Regions from separate parts of the Mus musculus genome. Here region 2 is linked to region 1. A link is a loop called in an ENCODE intact Hi-C map of the cell type or tissue named here. Cell type or tissue: left cerebral cortex. All regions are shown on one strand. Links, peaks and the distances in the headings refer to the core of each region. The heading gives the core; the rest is flanking DNA. Region 1 holds the start of Steap2 (six transmembrane epithelial antigen of prostate 2). Region 2 holds the start of Cldn12 (claudin 12).

Region 1 (8,332 bases), core at 313-8,312:
AACATTCAGAAAGACTTCTTCTACTGGAACATTCCAAAGATCTCTACACTAGGGCTCTGTTCAGTTTTTGGCTTCCTTATGTGACATGGGGCCTAGGTCAACATTTGGGGGTCTAAATATTTACTTTTCTAAGCATTGTTATAATTTAAATTCCTTTAAGTTATTCTATTTTCTGTGTATAAGTGTTTGCCTGCATATACGTCTGTGCATTGATTGGTGCCCAGATGCTCTGGAACTGGAGGTAGACAGATGTGAGCCACCCGTGGGTGTCGGGAACCTAATCTGGGTCCTTCTCAGGGGGATCAATTGCTCTTCCAGCAGAGACATCGCTATAGCTCATTGTTTATTTTTCTATTACCACAAAAGTAATTGAAAAGAATCCACAGAGGAGATGCATATTAGGAGAGAAATGTTAGATTAATGACAAAACCACTCAACCAAATTCTTCTGAGTAGCTGTGCTCTTTCCCATGCATGCTTTTTAATTGCATACATTCTAACATGTGTGCTCCTAATCTACTTAAACCAATATAAATAATAAAATCTGTTGCAGATTAGATGCTGAATTTGAGAGACAAACGTATATTCATATTTTCCATAAAAAATTAAATTTTCATACAGATAAATAGGATACTATCAGAAAAATAATTGTAAAGAATCTTGCTATTTTTAATGTGTATGTATCGGTGTTTTGCTTGCATGCATGTATATGTACCTCATACATACCTAGGAGGCCCAAAGAGGGTGCCAAATACCCTGGAACTGAAGCGGCTCACAGTTGTAAGGTATCACATGGGTTTTGGGATGTTGAACCTGTGTCCTCTGGGTGAGCAGTCATTGCTTTAAACTGCTGAGTCACCTCTCTAGCCCCATAAAAGTCATTTTTAATAAATTCACACTTTGGAATATATCTTAAAGAAATGTTCTTTTAACTTAATATCCCAAAAGTAAGGTATGTAAAGCTGTTAAAGCAGTATTACTCATAACAGAAAAGGAATTGGATTTTTTTTTTTTTTGAGACAAGTGTCACATTATGTACCATTGACTGTTCTAAAACTCTCTATGTAGACCAGGCTGGCCTTGCACTCACAAAGGTGTGCCTGCCTCTGCCTCCCAAGTTCTGAAAATAAAGGCATGTGCCTCCATGATGCCTGGCTGGAAAACTCATTTTCTTAAAGCTTTGTGTTAGACTACTATATATCATATTATGGAATACATAACCATTAATAATTTTCTCTCTCTCTGTGGTGGCACTTGCCTTTGATCCCAGCACTCTGGAAGAGTTCAAAGCCAGCCTGGTCTACATAGCACATCCCAGAACAGCAAAGGCTACACTGTGGGACAGGCTTAAAGTGGGCAGGGACTGAATTATGTTGATGAAAAGATGTTCATGAAATAATGTTAACTATGAACTATGTTTTGTACAGATGCACATTTGCTTTGTTTAATTGCTTTATAAGTGTTTTATATTCGGTCTTTGTTTTATTCAATTGTTCTATTAGTATGAAAAGACACCTTGACCACAGCACCTGTTATATAGGGAATCATTTAACTGAGCCTTGCTGACAGTTCAGAGGTTTAGTCTGAACATGGTGGGAAAAATGGTGTCATGAAGGCCAACATGAGTTGGAAGAGCTGAGAGTTCTACATCTGAATCAGCAGGCAGCACAGAGAAACACAGGGCCTAGTTTAATCATTTAAACCCCAAAGCCCACCTCCAGTGACACACTTCCTCCAACAAGGCCACACCCACTCCAAGACCACACCCCCTAATCCCTCCCAAGTAGTACCACTTCCTAATGACCAAGCATTCAGATATATGAGCCTAGGAGGGACTATTCTCATTCAAATCACCGATCTATTTCAGTTATCTTGAAATATATAAATATGCTTTCAAAAGTAAAAAGTAGGTAGGTTACTCAGTTTTATGTTTACTGAATTGTTTAATTTCACAAAAACAGAATTTCATACAAAAGTCATTCTATCAATATACACTGTTCACAAAGACTCTTTACTCTCAAAAAATCATCTTTGATCATCAGCAGTGTGGGCTAAGTGAATGTCTTTAGTGTAGATAGTCATAGAGCCTTGAGACATTAATGTACACAATGGCTCTCTAGAGTGAGGATACTGCCTATGATTTACCCAAAGTCTACTACATGTAACAGGCCTTGTGCACATTTTATTTGCACCTATTTAATAAAATGTCTTCACCCACAGTGATGGTTTGTAAATGCTTGGCCTAGGGAGTGGCTCTATCAGGGAGGTGTGGCCTTGTTGGAGTAGGTGTGTCACTGTGGGCATGGGCTTAAGACCCTCATCCTAGCTGCCTAGAAGTTCGTGTTCTGTCAGAAGCCTTCAGATGAAGATGTAGAACTCTCAGCTCCTCCTGCACCATGCCTGCCTAGATGCTCCCCTGCTCCCACCTTGATGATAATGGACTGAACCGCTGAACCTGAGAGCCAGCCCCAATTAAATGCTGTCCTTTATAAGTCTTGCCTTAGTCATGGTGTCTGTTCACAGCAGTAAAACCCTAACTAAGACACCCATCAAACAATAAATTTTGAAAGACTTGTAGTCACTCTGTGTCCTGCTTTGTTCAAGAGTGCCTGACACCCAGGACACAAAGCTCTTGGTGAATGAGAGCCAGAGAGCTCCAGGTGCTTAAAGTTCCTTTAGGCGCTATCATCTCAAAGTTATCCACTTGTATAATAACTTCAAAGGAGAAATTATGTTAACACCTCTAGGCCACTAGAGATTTATTTAATGAATTATTGCTGTGCTTCAGTGGAATAAATTACTTCAGGGAACTGAGGACACTTCTCAGAGAGTGCTTCATGACCTGGAAAAAAGGCTTGCGAAATCAACTTTATATACTTTGAAACTGTAACTGGAAATCACTGGTAAAGATGGCCACCGGTTCATGAACTGGACCGGGAGCCATCTTTGGAGCACTTTGGGCCAGCCTGGCATTTTCCACCCATGGAGGATGTTTGCTTATTTTAACAGTTCAAGTATGAAAAGCAGATACTCCTTCTGGAAATTGTTGACTCATTCATTCTTTTGGGAGGCAAATGGTTTCGCATACTATTTTTTTTTTTAAATAAACAGAGTCCATGTCTCAACAGCTTTTAAAGATATTTTAAATGTACAACTTACCTGTTTTCTGTAATAACTTATGGCTTTGTACAACTGAGAATAAAAACGTGATAACCTTTGCTAGACCTTATGTAATGCTTTTGTTTATGTGATTGGAAAGCTACATCTTCTCACCAAATGCTAAGGACACAGCAGTTTCCTCCACTGGTCCTCCAAAAGTGTTAGAAATACCCTGCTGTTTTCACTATTTGACAGTAGTTGAAGTGAAACAATAAACACTGATATAAAATGTAAGGATTTTTTTTCTCCCCGTTACCAAAATGGAAAGTATTTCCCAGTTGTCAGTCTTTCCCCCTAATACATCACTAACAGCGGAGTTTGTGCCTAAACTTTAAACCTCAGCTGTATGTATTTGGGGGTGGGGAAGAGATGCTTTTCACAAGGATCAAACAAAGAATGTTTCCCAGGTTGAACTTGCAGAGGTTAATCTGTGTATGCCTTTCAAAGGGGAAAGTGCAGTGCCCTGAGGATCGATCTAAGACCCTCTTCTGCTTTTGTTCTGATTTGTCTAGTTAATAAACCACCAAGAAAGATAATTTTTAAACCTAATTTGCTGAAATGAGAATTTACTAACGTCTGAGGGTGGGGGAAGTAAATTTGACAATTTTCGACAAATTGGTTTTATATTAAAAAAAAATCTCCACTGACACTTTTGACTAAAAAGGTAAATAAAAGATCCCCATCTACTTGTTAATCCAAAATCGGGGGGGGGGGGGATTAGAGAAAGCAAGGTGCCCTTACACAGCTCAGCGAACCCTGGATGCTCCAAGGCCACTGCAGCTCTCCGCAGGCACGCTGGTCTCCTGACTCGGCTTCACCTTCCAGTCCGCACAGAGCTCGGGGGCACCGGCGACAGGGAAGGTCAGAGTCCACAGACTAACCCCTACAGCCCACGGCTGAGAAGGGCCTCCAGTCCCAGGGAGTTTTAAAATGCGGTTCGTGGAAGGGCATTTCTGATCATTCCCTTTCAAGGACATGATGCAGCCGAAAGGGAGAAAAAAAGCGCACTTTCTTCGAGGTTTGTGTGGAACAGAGTAGGGAGAAGGGGGGTGGACAGGGAGGAGGGCACTAATCAAAGCCAAGTCCGGGGCGGCGTGGCGAGCGTCTCGGAGGTAGTGGAGTGTAAACGCGGGCGGGATCCACGTAGGGCTGCTCCCACGGGGGGTCTCCGCAAGATCGCGCGCAGGCGTGGGGACCGCGGCCGGGTGGGTCCCCACGCACTCTGCCCCGACCGACCCGCGCCCCCCTGCGCGTCACCGCCAGCCCTGCCTCCGCGCGCCTCCTCCTGCTCCACCTCCCCGGCGCGGCGCGGTCCGGCTCGGGGGCAGGAGGAGCTTGGGCGGGAGGAGCACTCCGTAGGCCCGGGAGCTCGGCGGGCCCTCGGCGCGGGGGAGCCACGGCGCTGCGCTGCGAGCGTGGCTCGGAGAAGAGGGCGTGGAGGTGAGCCGGGTGGCCAGAGCGCCGAGGTGGCCGATCCGGGGTCGCCGAGCAGCGGGTGCTGTGCGGGAGCCGCATCTTTCCTCCCGGATTCCGGGGGGGGCTTGGAGCTGGCCAGGGGGCGAGTGGGAGGGGTGCTGGAGGGCGTCCGTCGCACGCATTCCGCCCCCTTATCCCCGTCGGTCTTCCCAGAGCTCTGGGAAGTCCTCGGGTCCGGGCCCAACAGAAAGGAGGCCAGGAGAGACCTTGTCCCAGGTCGGATGTGCCCGAAAGGGAAAGGACCCGCAGGTTACTTTTGCCAGCCACTTTGGATTGATGCGGCACTTTTCACTGTCGTACAGCACTGCTTGCCAAACAGGTAAATAATGCCTGCAGTGGCTTTGCTTATAAACCCGGTCATGTAATCCGGGTGTGCTCAGGCCATTTTGCGTTTAGAAGTAATTGGTCTGGTCTTTCAGTGTCCTTAATTACCTCTGCGTCCCGTGTTCAGCCTCAGCTGAAACTTGTTGAAAATTATGCCCTAAAAATCTTGTTCTGAAAATAACATAGGGAGATAAAGAGATTTTATTTTTCCTGTGGTCGGGGAGAATTCCATTTATTATCTTCACTATCCTGTGAAGCAGGATTGGTGTCAGTGTTTACTCTTCAGGCAGATTGTTTGTTTGTTTGTTTGTTTTTAAGTAGAAAAACTTATTCTGACCCACATTTAATTATCGCCCATCACTGTAGGTGAAATAAAATTCAGACTCCTGCCCCCACTTCAACCCTCAGTACTTGATTACCTAAAGCCCCAGTTAACCACCCCACTGCTTGCAACCTTCTTCTCTCTAGTCTACCCTACCACCACCCTTTTAATAGTTTTTTTAATTACTTATTTACTGAGTTGATGTTTTCTTTGACACTGTACTCACCCCCCCCCCTCCATCCCCCGCATCCTCAAGATAACCTATTTGGAAACGTAAGATAGGAAAACCAGAGTGTTTAGCTGCACCGGGGCAGCTATCAGGCTGCCTGGAGATGCTCCTGAGATGGTGGCATTCACTGCGGTTTCTGCCTCTCAGCTAGTCTGGGCGGGGTGGGCTGGCTGGGGCTGGGGCTGGGGGGCAGTTTCAGCAGTGATAAGTTAGCTAATTGTGAAAGATGGGAATGAGGAGCTTCATGAAATCACTCTTATTGTACTGGTACTATGGAAAATGCTCTTCTATTGAATGAGCATAATTGTACTTTAGCACTGGAACAGAGCACAGATAAAGGCAGAATTTTAAAATGATTACACATGATACAGAAAAAAGAGAAGGGTAAAGATGCAACGAAAGCTCAAAAGGCTAGGCCTGTGAGAAAAGAGGCAGGCAGAATATCTGGAGGTGCAGTTACTCTTTGCTCAGCCTGTAACTATGACTCTGAGGTAACCAAGACATTGACATAGACATAACATTGACACACCACTTAAATCCTCTGAGGCCTTTTGGGCCCACGGATCTTAACCATGGGAAAGAGAGATCTGGCCTAGAGCCTCATTACATTTTCTTTGGCCTTGGTGTTTATAAAAATGCATTTAGTGACAAAGAACATTCATTGCATACATAGTTGGTATGTGCCAGGCAGAGTGGATAGGAGTGTGTGTGTGTGTGTGTGTGTGTGTGTGTGTGTGTGTGTTTTGAGGATTTAAGTAAACAGTCCAAGAGCAAATAAGCACTTCTTTAAAACAACTCCCCGGGAACTTAACAGGGGCTGGAAGATGCTTGGTGAGTAGGCTGGAATCAATCACATCTGTAGGAGGCAGAGTCGGGTGGAAAAGAGATCTGTTTTTTCCACTTCTTGAAAAGAATTCTGGGGCTGGGCAGTAGGAAATATGGGGCCATCAGGATAAGGCTGGAGAGGTGAGCAGAAGCTGTCATATTTGGGACCTTTTGGGTCACAGTCAGGTATGAGAAGAAGCCGTTGACTTTTAAGGAAGAGAAATATTTTATGCCATTTGTGTTTTAAGGGGACCACAGCTCTTAGGTAGAGAGTGGGTATAGGTAAAAAGTGAAGAGAGACTGAAAGGTAAAGATAAGATACTGGCAAGCGAGGCATGACGATATTGCCCTTCAGGTGCCAGGTCCTGAGGCTGGGGCACTTGAGCCCAGGAGTTTGAGACCAGCCTCAACAGCACAGGGGACCTCATCTCAGAGTTGGGGAGGGGGAGGACTGGGGGTGAAGGTTTGATGTGAGAACAGATAAGAGCACCTGGGCTAGTTGGGTGTGCTGGTGTCCTCAGAGAAGGCATAAGAGGTACTTTAAAGGGCTGAGTTTGATGGCACCCACCTTTGATCTCAGCAGAGGCAGGCAGATCTCTATGAGGCAAGGCCAGCCTGGTCTACATAGCAAGTCCCAGACCAGCGAGAGCTACAAGACACTATGAAACCAAAGAACAGGGGTTTCCTGGTGAGGGCAAACAAAGCATAGAGATTGAATCCCCACTGCAGAGTCATCGCTTGAGCACCCGATAGGGAGTGGTGAAGCTGGGATACTGCAGGTAGAGTTGAGTTTTGAACCTGTTAGGTTTGAGATGTCATGAGAAAGGCTATGATCCGATGCCTTTAGAAGGCAGAAAGGGTGGTCTCCAGGGGAGACTGGGAAGATGGGTGGCTTTTGATGGGTGAAGGCGGCTATCGTGGATGTATGAGATTAGTAAACATGTTTGTCTGGTTTTTCATTAGCATTCTGCAGAGAGCTGAGTGGAGATACAGAGAAAATGGGTAGCTGGGTTCTTCTAGAGTTTTACTAAGTGTATGTGGTGGCAAGTAAGAATCTTTTCAATGAAATTACTCTCAGTGTCCACAGGCTGGGTTTAAAGAGAATCCAGGAATGGAATGAGAGATCCATAAACAAAAGTTGTTTTGCCTCTTAGACATCACTGTGAAGGTTTAAGCTGAGGTTATCAGGAAGGTACTGGATGTGCCCAGAAAGTGAATGCCTGGAGGCAGAGATTCGTTGCTTTTGATGAACAAATCATGAAAACAAGAGACCCCGAGGTTAAGATGCTTAACGCTACCAGGCAGAAGTGGTACCTGTAATCCCAGCACTTGGGAGGCAGAGGTAGTCAGCTCTCTGAGTTTGAGGCTGCCCAGGTCTACAGAGCAAGTTCCAGGACAGCCAAGGCTACACAGGGAAACCCTGGCTCCAAAAAAAAGGTTTATCTCCTGGAATGGTGAAGTCTTGAGATTGTTGACACGTGCTGAGGGACAGAGAACAACATCTCCAGTGAAAAGGGATAATCTAGAAGTCAGTAGAGAGCAGAGAGGCTATAGGGAGAGGTTGTTAGAGTTTCAGAGTACGTTAAGGAGGTTTGGATATGAGCTTGTGAAGAATACAGTAACCTGCCTCATGGCTCTGCAGGATTTGATTTGCTCGATAGCAGTCATCAGATTGTGAAAGTCATGAGAATCTCTGAGGATAGCTCTTTTCTGAATTGCGGTCATCCAACAACTGATGTCCTAGATGTTTCCATGCAATATAAATTAGGCTCTGTTTTTTTTTTTTCTTCTTTTTTCTTTTTCCAAAATCAATTTAGCCCAACTGCTGCCAATGTGCTAGAGGAATGTCAAGGAATCCTAAACTGAAAAAAAATAATCTTAGGGGCTATCTTAGTCACTGCTGTATTGCTGTGAGGAGTCATCGTGGCCAAGGCAACTCTTAAAAAAAGAAAGCATGTAATTGGGGGCTTGCTTACAGTTTCAGAGCTTTGTCCATTA
Region 2 (8,332 bases), core at 248-8,247, 180 kb after region 1:
TTTTGTTTCTCTATTTGTGTGTATGTATATAGTGCGATGGAATCAACTGGAATTCACAGGCATCATTTTTGCTCTTTTTAACTTAAATACTGTGTATGAGTCCTTTGACATATTTATCTGCACAGGATGCACATATCAGAGAAGACGAGAGAGGATAGCTGATGTGTAGAAGAGTCAAATTAGAATACTTAATAATTAGTTTTATGTATGGAATTTTGCTGCAGTAGGGTATCTTTTGCCTATAGTTAACCCCAGAAGTAACAAGCAAAGTGCCCCTTGTAAATTTGTGTGGCTATGGAGTTAGACCTTTTTTTTTTTTTTTTTGCACTTAATGAACAACTTTTGATTGAGTAACCAAACGAATCTCAAATTTGTCCCTCATGCGTGTGATTGAGAGCATTCTAAAGCAAGCCGTAAACCTATCCCTAATAAGGTGCAAGAGGAAACGAGGGAGGCGGGACCCGGAAGAAGGAGGTGGTCTCAGGAATTGGCCCGCGGCCAGCGGCCCGATGGATGCTAGGAACTGTAGTTCCCGGCAGCCAAGGTATTCCCGAGCGGAGCCAGGGGAGAGCCTGACTGGTTCCCTGAAGCCTCCGGGGCGGCTTCGCCAGAACGCACTTCCGCGGCAGCGGAGGGAGACCAAGGAGCCGCGGCTCGGAGTGGGTGAGCGGGATGCCCGAGCCGTGAGGAGCCGGTAGGTGTGGTCAGGGACGCTCCCGTTTCCGAGTCTTTTGCAAGTAGTTGAAGGTGTTGCGTGAAACGGCGAAGCGGCGGCGAGTCGGCATTTGAAAGGTTGCCCACATGGGTGGACGTGGAAAAGTGGCCGAGGAGGTATTTGGTACCGCGTTTACAACGTTTTCGTCCCCTCCGAGGAGTGTGGAGCCGCGTTGCCGGGGCAGCCGAGGGCTGGGGGCGGGCGGGGGTGCGAGCTGCGAGCTGCGAGCTGGCTGCTATTTTGGACCCAGCGGCTGACGGCGCTGGTTGTGTAACGCTGACCTGCTCGCTCTCCCCACGCACCGGGCAGGGGTGGGCGAGCGGCGAGCGTGCGCCCGGGGAGGGCTCACGCCATTGGCTGGGCGCAGCCGCCCCCCCTTTGCCAGGCTCGGCCGCTCGGGGTCTCCTGAGGACGCGGCTCCCACCCGGACGTGCCGATCTGGCTGCTGCTGTCCCTCGACACTGCCCTGCTCTGCGAAGGGGCTAGTCTTCACTGCAGAACTGCTATGCCAGGTGACCTCATGGCAAAGGTTGCCCAGGGGTCCGATTGGGGTCATTGATTGTAAAACGAGCCCTTCTGACTTCGAAGCAACAATCTTGATTGATAACAACTCAAGAATCGTAGATGGGAGGTGGGGAACCTCGATGGAAATCAGCACCCAGGCCACATCCTGCATAATTACTGTAATAGGGCCAGCGATAAACGCCTGGATCCAGGAAGCTGCCAGGCGTTTATGAGTTTTTCACTCATCCTACCTGTTTGAGTTAACTAGTATTCCAACAGGAAGTCACTCCTCTTTAGAGATATGAAAACATACCAAATGGCAGGTTGAGCCAAGGACGATAGATACCACACAACATAAACTAAAAAGGACATACTAGTTGCAAATTTTAGGTTGTACAGAGCAGATTAGTTTTGTCTGGTTTTATGGTAAATACCGTCTTTTAAACATTTTAGAAAACAGTGCATTTCTTTTCATTCCAAGGCAACTGCATGGTGCTTTCTTTCACCGTGCTCCTTATGACACGGTAGGCAGGAACTAGATCTTGAAAAATAAATCTATTAATTTTTTTCTTAGATTTCTAACCCAGTAAAGTGATTTGTGATTTTTAATTTTAGCCTTAATTATCCCGAACTTTCAAATCACAAAATAAGAGTTATTTTCCTTTGAGGCTCATATCTAATAGTGAATATAAGAATAAATTGCCTGTGCTATTTTTTTTGTTGTTGTTGTGTTTTTGTTTTTGCTTTGTCGTGGTGCTGGCGTTTGAACTTTGGGCCTTCTACATGATGGGCAAGCATTGTAGCTGAGCTACACCCCTAACCTTAAACTGCCTTTTTGAAAAACTTATTGCTTGCCTGTTTGGCTGTAGCATTTTATTATTAAGTCTAGACAATTACTGCCCCCCCCCCCCCCCCAGTTATATGTGAGTTAAAATAGAGTTGCGAAGGAAGGACTGTAGTAATTTGGAGCATTTTTCTACTTTGGTAGGTCCAGATTATCTCTGCTTTGTGTGCAGATGTGCTCCTGTTGCATCTGAGTTCACTAAGCTGACTTTGGAGGATCAGGCACAGGGAAAGGGTGAGTATGCCCCTGTCCCTGGTTATATAATGTTTCTGCTGTCTCAGTCAGGAACGCTGCTGTTCTTCTCTTCTTCAGCAAAATAAAAGTGTAGAACCTTTGTGGGTACAGTGATTGATGGTTACAGTTTCCAAGAAGACCCAAATTATAGGTAGAAGGGATAGCCACTGTTAGCATCAAAAATTAATTTAGTGGCCATGAGACATACATTCTTTTGTAGTGATTCCTTGGAATTGTCTCTGAAAAAACTATAATGGTTTTGAGAATTCCAAAAGCTCTTAGCCACTATTTCTGCATCAGCTTTCTTTGAACTCTCTTCAAAGCCAGAAAAAATAATCTTTTGAAAGTATTTTTATTCAAAATGATACCATCGATAACATTGATAGACTAAGTTTTCTTCTCTGAAAGTCACTCTGGAACAGATGACAAATGTGGAGTCACTGTTTTAGAACAGAATATTTGATTTGGTCAGTAACCACACCAAAACAAAAGTTCTGTCATTATTGCTAGAAAAATCTTTCTTTCATTTTACAAAATTGGAGAGACTGTTTGCCAGTAAGTAGCAGAAACAGACACATAATCGAGAATCAGCCTGAGTGTTTCAGAGGCGAGGGTGTGGGGACCTGTCCCAAATGAAATGAATTCAACTTCCACTAAAGCAAATTTATAATTTCCTCTGTACCCTAGCTAGACTCATATGGACCAGCTATGTATTGACTCCTTCAGTCAGTAAGTAATGGAGTACTGTCTGTGTGTCAGTAGGAAACTCAACAAATCAAACACAGGGATCTCTGCCCTGAAATTCACAGTCTGTTGGGAAGGAATATCTAAACAAGGAATTGTAAGCATTTTCACTGCTACCAAAGAAAACGTAAAACCCCGCTGTTCACGTCATGCAGCTGGGGATGGAGGACGGCTGTGACCAGAAAGGGAGGGGTTAGTAGGTCTCCCAGCAACATGACTGGATGTCAGTTAAAGAATATGGTGGGGCTGAGGAAGTCCTTAAGGCTTGGAGAGCTGGCTTAGCAGTTTAGAGCACTTGATGCTCTTTCAGAGGACCTGGTTTGGTTCCCAGCACCCACGTGGTAGCTAACAGCCAACTCCAGTTTCAGCGGATCTGGCATCATCTTCTGACCTCAGACATTGCATGCATGCGATGCATAGACACACATGCACTCACATAAAAATAAGTATTTAAAAATAATAGTTTGGGAGACTATACCATGTGACGTAGCTATTAAATTAAAAAGTGGAAAACCTGGAAAGGTTAAATGGAAAGTTTGGAAAGGTTAAACAGTGTGGTTACATAGACAGCTGTATAAGGTAAGAGTGGCATAGAACGAGGCTGAGCATGGCGGAAGCCAAAGGGTGTGCGCCTCAGGGAGATTGGACGTTTTTAGAGACCTAATTATTCAGGAAGTGGGAAACTATTGTGTGGAAACAAGTGAAGTGACAGATCACAAAAATACTGCTCTGGACACAGAATTCATCAGCATAGCACAAGTGTCTCAAATTTGATCAAGTCTTAATCTGCAAGTCAGCAATATTTTTTAGTTTTAGCACTAAATAGATCATTTCCTATTATTCCCTCTATCACCCTTTGAGACATTATGTCACCAGTGGGATGAGACTTACTATCAAATTATAGATGTATAGAGTTAATAACAGGATAAAAAGTGAAATGACCAAAGGCGGTTACAAGATGCTAAACATGAATTCCAGCACTAGGGTTGAACCTGAATCTTGAGGCCATTAATGTTCTTTTTCTGAAACACAATTCATGGTATCTCTGATGACTCTATAAAACTGTTAGTCCTTGAGAGTTTAATTAAGCATATGCCACCATACCAAGTTCAGAGAAGTGATATAAAATATAACATCAACTTGAAGGAAGGTATAAATACACTTAGCACTGAAGTAAGTGCTTGGTCTGCCCACGTCCATTGATGCTGTCTGGTGTCTGTCAGCTGAGGGCGGCAGGAGAGTAACTAACAAGGCTGGATGTTCTGACTGTGCTTCTCGCTGCCTTTGGGCTGCAGGGATCAGAGGCGCAGACAGGCTGCTTGGAGAAACGCTGATTACCTTGAAATTGTGAGTATTTGTTCCCCATCTCTGGAATCAAGAATGAAATTGTGATTGAGCTGAGAGTTTGAGAGTATTTGCTGATGGAAGCTTGAAGCTTTAAAAGAAACAGGAAAAACCCTTTCCTTACCGCTCTGACTTTACCTAACCCAGGGCAGTAACTTCTTAATAAATGGTTTACTGCCTTATGTCGCTTAATGGAATAACAGTGATCACTTAATACATGGTAATCATACAGTTGGTTAACCGTCAGTATTTTGTATTTGCATGAAACAGCATACTTTTATTAACACACTAGACCAGTGTCCTTTCGGGACATTTTCCACATGCATCGCATGCCACAGATACTTGATGCATGACTGACTCCTTAGTCATAGCTGTTTCTTTGTCTAGCCCACATTTGTGAATACATTGTATGGCCTTGCGGTACACGGCCCACTTCTCATTCATATAATCCTAAAATGATTTGTGTGCCAGGTGCTATGCAAATTGCTCATCATATGTGGGGGAAACGGGTCAAAAAAGAGCTGGAGCTGAGCGGTGGGGCTTGGCATCATTAAGACTTCCAACACAAGTCTTCTCAAACCTGCACCAAGGTGCTGGCTCTGAGCCAAAGTCGTCGTTGCTAAAATTAAGCAAGAAGGGTGGATTTTTTTTCTAATTTGCATGAAAACTAACCTATATTTTTTGCAATTTAATTCTGAAAATTTTCTGGAACAGTTACAACTTTTGATACCGACAGAAGGCAACATAATCAGTAGTAGCTAATACTGTGGGAAAACTTAGAACTACCCGTGGTTAATTTGAAAAACCTAACTTAAGGCCATTTATGGCCAAACTCTACTTTGATAGTATACACTTAATGATGTATTATTTGAATACACAGGCATAGAGTTTTTGTTGGTAACACTATCCCTGGTTTGTGTGGCTGTCTAACACGACACTGTTTCCTACAGAACACTATGTTTGCTTGCTGAAACATGTGCTAGTCTCTTAGCATTTCGCCATGATTATCTTTCTGACCCCGACTTCCCGGGAGTGTTCCTGTACCATCTCAGTAGACAATACTTGATTCTGGAAAAGAGGATGGATTCTGTGAACATCATGATATTGTATTCGTTTAAAAGTCACTCAACTCTACCCCTTCATCTTGCTTTGAATAACAACAAAGTAAATGTACCCCTAAAAGTTGTCTGCTCTGTTGCCTCATGGTGGAAAATAATGTTTAAGTAGTGCTTTGAGGTGCATGGGAAACTGGAGAAAATTAAATCTGAGTCAGATGCTGCTTTACATAGTCATAGATGGGAAGAGCATGCAGCCTTGTAATTTGAGAAGAGAGAAAGGCCGTGTGCTGTTTCTATTACAATGGTAAGGGGTTCTGAAGGGGTTCTACTTCAGAATCTGCGTGTATCTTATGCTAACGTTAATAGCTTTATAAATACCAAGTCTTGGAGATTTCCCTGAAAAGCACTTGAGTCTAATTAAATCATCCAGAAGATAGGTAAGAAGAAATTCCAGGACCTTTTATTCTCTTCTGATCGACTGGAGATGGGCCCATTTCATTTCTAATAACTTCCTGGTGTGCCAGAAAGTAGCGAGACGAGTTTGCTTTTTCTCAAGTAGCATTTGCTCAGTAAATGCTGCTTAAGCCACTGTAGTGTGCCAGGTACTAAGCTCTGGTCAAGCAGAAAAGGCAGCCGCTCGTGCTCACACCCAGCGTTCCCTTTACACAGTGCTTCAGGCGTGTTCTAAGCACGTGCCATTGCATTAACTCATTGGATGCATGAGAAAAAAGCCCTGTGAGGTAGGCTCTACTTTCTTACCCAGTTTGCAGATGAGGAGTGAAGGCACAGGGAATGTCTGTCTGTCAGCCAGGTCACGAGGCAGCTCTGAACGTCCGTCCTGCTGTCCTGCCATGCTTCTCCAGACAGCTTACTCACCTGCTGCTTGGGGCTCACTTTGCATTTGTTAGAGCACTTATGCTGAGGCTGAGGTCGTAGAGCCTGTAGCTGTTAGATATTGAGTGTCCTAGCCCTTGCTTGCTACAGTTTGAATAATTTGTGATTTATTTTTTTCATTGAAAACCTGATATGCAAAGTGGCCCGTGTATGTATGCTGAGTGAATATTGACAACCACTTTTAAATTTTAGGTGTGATGTTACTCTCTTTAATTATGAAGAAAAATAACAATGGCTGAAGATTTTAGTTGCTGTGTGACAAAGAGATGACAAAGCACATGTGTGCACTTGATCTGGGACATATGTGTTAATAATGTACATTCATATTGTACAGACAGGAGACTGGAGTTTCCATCTCCTTCCTTCCTTCCTTCCCTCCCTCCCTCCCTCCCTCCCTCCCTCCCTCCCTCCCTCCCTCCCCCACCTTTCTTTCTTTCTGATAGGATGGGTAGGTGGTTGGCAGGGTCTAGTCTAGAACTCAATTTAGAGACCAGGCTGCCCTCAGACATGCTGCAGTCCTGGTGCCTTAGCCACAGAAGTGCTAGGATTGCACTAGCTAGCTCCCTCCTGCACTAGCATTTCATCTCTAAATGTGCTGCCAGTTGGTGGCAACTCTAGCTGTGCTCTCCCATGGTGCCTGATTTGCCCTGTGTGTGTCATCCCCCAGACTGACCATACAGCTCAAGCCCTCCTGCCATGGGCTGCCGAGATGTCCACGCAGCCACCGTCCTGTCCTTCCTGTGTGGTATTGCCTCTGTCGCAGGCCTCTTTGCGGGGACTCTGCTTCCTAACTGGAGGAAACTGCGGCTGATCACATTCAACAGAAACGAGAAGAACCTGACGATTTACACGGGCCTGTGGGTGAAGTGTGCCCGGTATGATGGAAGCAGTGACTGCCTGATGTACGACCGTACGTGGTACCTGTCGGTTGACCAGCTGGACCTGCGTGTCCTCCAGTTTGCCCTGCCTCTCAGCATCGTGATCGCAATGGGTGCCTTGCTACTCTGCCTGATTGGAATGTGTAACACGGCCTTCAATTCTTCCGTGCCTAACATCAAACTGGCCAAGTGTCTGGTCAATAGTGCAGGCTGCCACCTGGTGGCCGGACTCCTGTTTTTTCTGGCAGGTACCGTGAGCCTCTCTCCGTCCATCTGGGCCATCTTTTATAACAGCCATCTCAACAGGAAGTTTGAGCCGGTCTTTACCTTTGACTATGCAGTATTTGTCACTATTGCTAGCTCAGGGGGTCTGTTTATGACTGCTCTCCTGCTGTTCGTTTGGTATTGTGCATGCAAGTCTTTGTCCTCTCCTTTCTGGCAACCGCTGTACTCTCACGCTCCCGGGATGCACACTTACTCACAGCCCTATTCATCACGGTCCCGCCTCTCTGCCATTGAAATCGACATTCCAGTAGTCTCACACAGCACTTAACAGAGATACAATTAACTGTTCAAAGGATGTCTTGTAGCCTCACAGCCCCCTGCATAATGAGCCTTTTTGGACCTGTGTACATTTTTCCTATGTTCCTTATCAGTCAGTGGAGCCAAATTTGTATATCTTGGTAGAATGAAATGCTGCTAGATTTTATGAGGTACATATTACATTCTTCTAAATGTGAACCATTCCTTTTATCTTGCTTCTGAGACTAGAAGGGTCTCTAGCCTCCTTGTTGATGTCTGATCAATAGCTTATGTGAAAGGACCCATGATAACACTGGAGGCAGTGAAGACAGCATATTGAACAATGCTGTTTGATCTTCACCCGTATTTCAGATTGTGCATTGACTCCGATGATTGAAAGGTGGAAGGGGCAGTTTCAAACTTAAGACGTTTCAGTCGGATGAGGCTAGGAGTTTGTCTGTCTCCAGAACTCTTCCAGCTTGAAGGTATAATTTCATTCTCTCTGGGGACTAATTGAATAGGCATCAGTATACTGAAGATTGCTATCTTCTACCTCATTCCAGGGAAAAGTAAAACGCATTTTACATGACAGAGT

The links. Peaks named below come from ENCODE experiments on the same cell type or tissue, not always from the same donor. Only the 100,000 strongest peaks of a DNase experiment are listed, where the experiment ranks them.
Region 2: it touches region 1 in a loop (2.2-fold over the local background); 2 of 42 quality-filtered maps call a loop at or near these places.

Annotation. Positions count from the first base shown.
Region 1 is chr5:5,690,224-5,698,555 of GRCm38, reverse strand. It overlaps Steap2 (six transmembrane epithelial antigen of prostate 2), which reads left to right and starts at 4,467. Exons shown (of 6, transcript NM_001103156.2): 1 at 4,467-4,598. The region is part of intron 1 of Gm40262 (a long non-coding RNA gene); the gene reads right to left. In left cerebral cortex, for the core only: no CTCF peak of the experiment used is centred there; DNase peaks (open chromatin) are centred at 4,139, 4,453, 4,810 and 4,940; H3K4me3 peaks cover 1,376 bases; H3K27ac peaks cover 771 bases.
Region 2 is chr5:5,507,127-5,515,458 of GRCm38, reverse strand. Cldn12 (claudin 12) reads left to right here and starts at 483. Exons shown (of 4, transcript NM_022890.2): 1 at 483-694; 2 at 2,208-2,297; 3 at 4,337-4,388; 4 at 7,005-8,332. The coding sequence starts at 7,034. The coding sequence ends at 7,768. In left cerebral cortex, for the core only: CTCF peaks have their summits at 4,285 (motif pointing right) and 7,439 (motif pointing left); DNase peaks (open chromatin) are centred at 988, 4,273, 4,869, 7,419 and 1 more place; H3K4me3 peaks cover 2,745 bases; H3K27ac peaks cover 2,163 bases.